2 separate regions of the Homo sapiens genome follow, and region 2 is linked to region 1. The links are chromatin loops, found by intact Hi-C in ENCODE. Cell type or tissue: CD4-positive, alpha-beta T cell. All regions are shown on one strand. Links, peaks and the distances in the headings refer to the core of each region. The heading gives the core; the rest is flanking DNA. Region 1 overlaps WWP2 (WW domain containing E3 ubiquitin protein ligase 2). Region 2 overlaps IL34 (interleukin 34).

What was found. Peaks named below come from ENCODE experiments on the same cell type or tissue, not always from the same donor. Only the 100,000 strongest peaks of a DNase experiment are listed, where the experiment ranks them.
Region 2: it touches region 1 in a loop (25-fold over the local background); 3 of 110 quality-filtered maps call a loop at or near these places.

Annotation. Positions count from the first base shown.
Region 1 is chr16:69,795,430-69,798,340 of GRCh38, reverse strand. The region is part of intron 2 of WWP2 (WW domain containing E3 ubiquitin protein ligase 2); the gene reads right to left. Among named protein-coding and RNA genes, the nearest start is that of WWP2, 35 kb to the right of the region's middle. In CD4-positive, alpha-beta T cell, for the core only: CTCF peaks have their summits at 1,474 and 1,674 (motif pointing left); a DNase peak (open chromatin) is centred at 1,630.
Region 2 is chr16:70,652,470-70,655,380 of GRCh38, reverse strand. IL34 (interleukin 34) reads right to left here. Exons shown (of 6, transcript NM_001393494.1): 2 at 710-843. Among named protein-coding and RNA genes, the nearest start is that of IL34, 7.4 kb to the right of the region's middle. In CD4-positive, alpha-beta T cell, for the core only: a CTCF peak has its summit at 1,494 (motif pointing right); a DNase peak (open chromatin) is centred at 1,480.

The DNA of each region.
Region 1 (2,911 bases), core at 150-2,649:
CTGCAATACAAGCCCATAATAGGTATATGTTAACTATTCTTTCATTGTCGAATAGACTGCTTGCAATTGTTCGCTCTGGGGAAATTACCGTGAACATATACATCTGCATGCCTTTCTTGAGTATTCCTCCAAAGGATACGAACACTTTTTAAAGTTCTTAAAACTGCCCATTCCTTTCCAAGAAAGGTAAACCCATGTAGCCTCCCATCAGTGCTACAGGAGAATATTCATTTTACCAGACATCACAGAGTGCTAAGGGATATGCTTGTTCACTTTTTGCAAATCCATGGGTTAAAAACGCATGGTGTAAAGACAACAGCTAAGGCCGGGCGTGGCGGCTCATGCCTGGAATCCCAGCACTTTGGGAGGCCAAGGTGGGAGGGCTGCTTCAGCCCAGGAGTTCAAGACCAGCCTGGGAACATAACAAAATTTATAATTTTTTTTTTTTTTCTGAGATAGAGTTTGGCTCTTGTTGCCCAGGCTGGAGTGTAATGCCACAATCTCGGCTCACTGCAACCTCTGCCTCCCAGGTTAAGCAATTCTCCTGCCTTAGCCTCCTGAGTAGCTGGGATTACAGGCGCCCGCCACCGTGCCTGGCTAATTTTTGTATTTTTAGTAGAGACAGGGTTTCACCATGTTGGCCAGGCTGGTCTCAAACTCCTGACCTCAGATGATCTGCCTACCTTGGCCTCCCAAAGTGCTGGGATTACAGGCGTGAGCCACCGCACCTGGCCAATTTATAAATTTTAACTGAAATAAATAAAGATAATATTTAAGATTTTATGAGTACTTATTAAAGACCCTCTGCCATGTGCATACATTTTCTAACTGAATCCTCACAACAAACCCATGAGGCAGGGAATATATCATCACCCCATTTTACCCAGGAGAAAACAGGCTTGAGAGGCAAGGTCACTCTCCCACTCTACATAGCCAGGGAGCTACAAGCCAGACTGTGCACCCGGCCGGTCTGATTCCACATCATGCTGCATATTATTATTGAACTTTACTTATTTGTTCTATTGCTGTTCTTCGATTACCAGCAAGGTTGAATATTTTTGCCATGTGTCGTTAGTCATCTACATTTCTTCTTCCGCTCATAGCCTTCATGTGGCAACAATTCTGATGTTCGTTTGGGACCAGCAAGCCAAAGACTCATGGAGTACAAAGCTACACAAGCATCACACCGAGGAGCTAGACAGACATCCTAGTGTATATTACCCCTGGTGGAAACGCCAGGTCGCTAGGGTAAAACACATCTAGACGTCTCCCATCCTGCCCCAAATCAGAGATACAACTGATGCTCCCTTGCCTGTAATGGCAAGTCTATCCTAGCCTGAGCTTCCCTGTTTGAGTATAAGCAAATCCCTCCCTCCCAGACTCTTCTGAAAGGTGACAGTCCTACAATGGTGTCTACAACTTGGCAAAGGCCAAATTCACCTTCAGATTTTTTATAGCAGTAACTATCTTCCTCTGGCCCCAAAGGAACAGAAGGGAGGAAGACAACAGATAAAAAATCAGCTGTGGCTAAGATTCAGAAGCGACAAGGGAACAGTACTAGGGACAAAGGTTTGTGGTACTGAGGCATGGCCCAGGGTAGAAAAATGAGGTGCAGTGATTTACACACGGACCAAGGTTAACTGAGGCCACCTGGTGGTAAGAGCATGAATCTACATGCCTTTAAAAAATAGGGACTACAAATGGTGCATTACTTAGGACGTTTGACTTTACAGGGGTGCGAAAGCGATATGCATTCAGTAAAAACTGTATTTTAAATTTTGAATTTTGGTCTTTTCGCAGAATAGTCATATGCGGTACTACTGGGCAGCGGCAGTGAGCCGCAACACCAGTCAGCCACGTGATCACAGGGGCAAACAATTGATACTCTGCCGTGTACCCCTTCACCAGATGATCTTGCCTAGCTGCGGGATATCGAAGTGTCCTGAGCACATTTAAGGTAGGCTAGGCTAAGCTATGATGCTCGGCAGATTAGGAGTATCAGATGCATTTTCAACTTGCGATATGTTCAACTTATGATGGGTTTTTCAGGACGTAACCCCACTGTAAGTTGAGAAGTATCTGCGCTCATACACATACACACTTTTTCCTGAAACTCTGAGAGTAAGCTCTAGACATTGTGCCCCTTTACTCCTAAATATTTCTGGGTGTATTTCCCAACAAACACATTTTTTAACATAACCAATAGCACAATTATCAAAATCAGGACATTTAACTTTTTATAATACTAATATTTAATTTACAGACTTTATTCGTATTTTGCCAATTGTCCTATCGATGCCCATCATCGCAAAAAAAAAAAGAAAGAAAAAAAAATTTGTTCTGGTCCAGGCCCCAATCTAGGATCATACTGGCATTTAGTACTCTTATTTTGAAGCAGGGCATGGTGGCTCACGCCTGTAATCCCAGCTCTTTGGGAGGCCGAGGCAGGCAGATCACTTGAGGCCAGGAGTTTGAGACCAGCCTGGGCAACATGGCTAAACCCTGTCTCTACCAAAAATACAAAAACTAGCTGGGCGTGGTGGGGCACAACAGTAGTCCCAGCTACTCAGGAGGCTGAGGCATGAGAACTGTTTGAACCCAGGAGGCGGAGGCTACAGTGAGCTGAGACCACACTCCAGCCTGGGTGATGGAGAGAGACTCTCACAAAAAAAAAAAAAAAAAAAAAAAAAACCTCCTATTTTTAAGTTTCCAATCTATAGAAAAATTGAAATAGAACAATAAATACTGTATACTCTTCACCAATTGTTATCATTTTGCCACATTTGCTTTCTGTTCTATGTGTCTATAGCATCACTACCCAAGAGAACTTCCATGATGACGAAAATGTTCCACATCTGTGCTGCCCAATACATTGCCATGAGACACATGTGGCTATTGACACTTGAAATAT
Region 2 (2,911 bases), core at 132-2,631, 860 kb before region 1:
AAAGTTAAAAAATTAAAAAGAAAAAAAAAGGGCCGGGCGCAGTGGCTCACGCCTGTAATCCCAGCACTTTGGGAGGCTGAGGCAGGCGGATCACGAGGTCAAGAGATGGAGACCATCCTGACTAACATGGTGAAACCCCGTCTCTACTAAAATTGCAAAAATTAGCTGGGCATGGTGGCGCGCACCTGTAGTCCCAGCTACTCGGGAGGCTGAGGCAGGAGAATCACTGGAACCGGGGAGGTGGAGGTTGCAGTGAGCCAAGATTGAGCCACTGCACTCCAGCCTGGTGACAGACCAAGACTCCGTCTCAAAAAAAAAAAAAGATACATAGAGCCACACAGACATCTCCACTCTGCAAAAAGAACCAAATATTCCGATTTCTAGGTCTTTAGCTCCCTGGCTAATAAGTGCCTGGGGTTTGTCAAAGAGCTCCAGGTGTCCATTCCTGAGTCATATGGTGACTGCCATCATGGAGGTGGGATTAAAGTGAGATCGAGGAGGAGGGGTGGAGGCCCCAGGAGATGGCAGGAGGAGGGTCAGTAAGTGCAGACCAGGTGCATGGGTAGGTTTCGGAGAAAGGCAGAGAAACAGGCCATGGTCGGCTCAGGGCTGACACAGGTCCTAAGAAGGGCTCTGAATGTCCAGAGGCCTATGCCAGGTGAACCCCGGGACGCGGGGACAGGGACACAGCTGGTGCCCACGTGGTTACCATGTACTGAAGTCGGCTCCTGTACTGCAGCTTGTCCCGCAGAAAACCCGTGACAGTGCACTCCTCATTCTGCGTCAAGGGCCACATCTCCAAAGGCTCATTCCCCAAGGCCACGCCAAGGAAGATCCCAAGATCTGTGGACCACACCCGACAAGAGCACATGAGCACCCTCCATCTCATCCACGCCGTCCACAACACGCAAAGCCGAGCACAACCATCATCCATTTGCATAGGAGACAAGCACCAATGGGAAAGGTGTGGTGGGGGGCACGGGATCTGGAATGCTTTCCCTGGGGTCTGGCTCCAGAACAGCAAGGTCAGGCAGGCACTAGCAGTGCAGAGAGTCCACACCCACCCCATGCCGGCCACTGGAGCCCCCCAGGAGGCACGCCTCAGGGTCGACGTCTGGTCTCCCCGCTTCTGTCGCTCCGTGGGGCAGGCACAACCTCCCGCCCAGAACAGCCTCTGCCCCTGGTGTCCGGGTGATATGTTTTCAAAGCTCGTTGCTGGGTTTTCCAGCCCGGCATTCAGGAGATCGAATCATCCTGGATTCTGGTTTCAACTTGATAAAATGACTCTTCAGTCACCCACGCCCCACACCACTTTCCTTCCTGCTCTATCTGATCTTAGTGTCCCTCCCAGCTAACTATGCCAGCGGGTCTGTAGCGCCTTCCAGTCTGGTCATTCTAGGACGTTAAGCAGATCTCATACTTGGCTGCCTCTCTTCCTGCAACAAACGAGCCGCTGAAACATTACCATCCTTTGCCACTGGGGGTCACTGTGACTCCAAAAACAGCCTATACGATTTCCATGTGACTGAACAGAAAAAAAGGAGAGAATTCGCAACAAATATGAATAAAGGTTAAGTCCATCAGAGCAGAAAGAATAAAACAGAAGTAGGCCAGCAACTACCCAAAATATCAGACTCACTAACTAGATAAATAAATTCACATTAAAACAATCAGATATAATTTTTCTTTTTCTTTTTTTTGGTCACCCTGGCTGGAGTGCAGTAGTGGGATCATGGCTCATTGCATCCTAGAACTCCCAGACTCAAGCGATCCTTCTGCCTCAGCCTCCAGAGTAGCTAGGACTACAGTTGCATGCTACTACGCCTGCTAATTTTTGTATTTTTTGTAGAGACCTGGTATCGCCATGTTGGCCAGACTTGCCTCGAACTCCTGAGCTCAAGCAATTCTCCTGCCTCAGCCTCCCAAAGTGCTGGGATTATAGGTGTGAGCCACTGTGCCTGGCCCATTTTATTCAAATGAAAAAGTTTTTGTGTTTGTGGTTTTGGGTTGTTGGGGCTTTTTTTTTTTTTTTTTGAGACAGGGTTTTGCTATGTTGCCCAGGCTTGTCTGAAACTCCTAGTGTCAAGCGGTCCTTCCATCGTGGCCTCCTGAGTAGCTGGGATGAGAGGCATGTGCCACTACACCCAGCTTCCCAGCTTTTTCTTTTTTAGACAGAATCTTTCTCTGTCACCCAGGCTAGAGTACAGTGGCACAATCTCAGCTCACCGTAACCTCCACCTCCCAGGCTCAAGCAATTCTCGTGCCTCAGGCCTCAGCCTCCCAAGTAGCTGGGATTACAAGCAGGGGCTACTACACCCGGCCAATATTTTGTATTTTTAGTAGAGATGGGGTTTCACCATGTTGGCCAGGCTGTTCTCAAACTCCTGACCTCAAGTTGATCTCCCTGCCTCTGCCTCCCAAAGTGCTGGATTTACAGGCACGAGCCACCATGCCCGGTCATACACCCAGCTCATTTCGTTTTAACAATTACTACTTGATGTTGGCCAAGTAGTGAGACAAGTGCTGTCCTGGAAAGCAATTTAGCAATTTCTGTTATTAATCGATTTAGTAGTATCCGCACCCTTCAAACCACTAAGCCTTAAAAATGTCTATACTCTTTCACCCAGTAAATACACTTCTAGGAATAAATTGGAAGAAAAGCAAAAAAGATATAACCAATAAATTATGAACAAAGATGTACAGAGCAGCATTTATTTTATAACAGTGAAAATCTGGAAATGGCCTAGACGTTCCATAATAATGCATGTAGCCAATAAAAATCACATTGTCAAAGATGTGGCTGTGCTATGAGAACAATTAGATATGCTTAGTGAAGCTTAAAAACAGCATGACTCAACACTATCTGTGTTCATAGCATGACTACCAAATCTCTATGGGAGATTTTTTCATG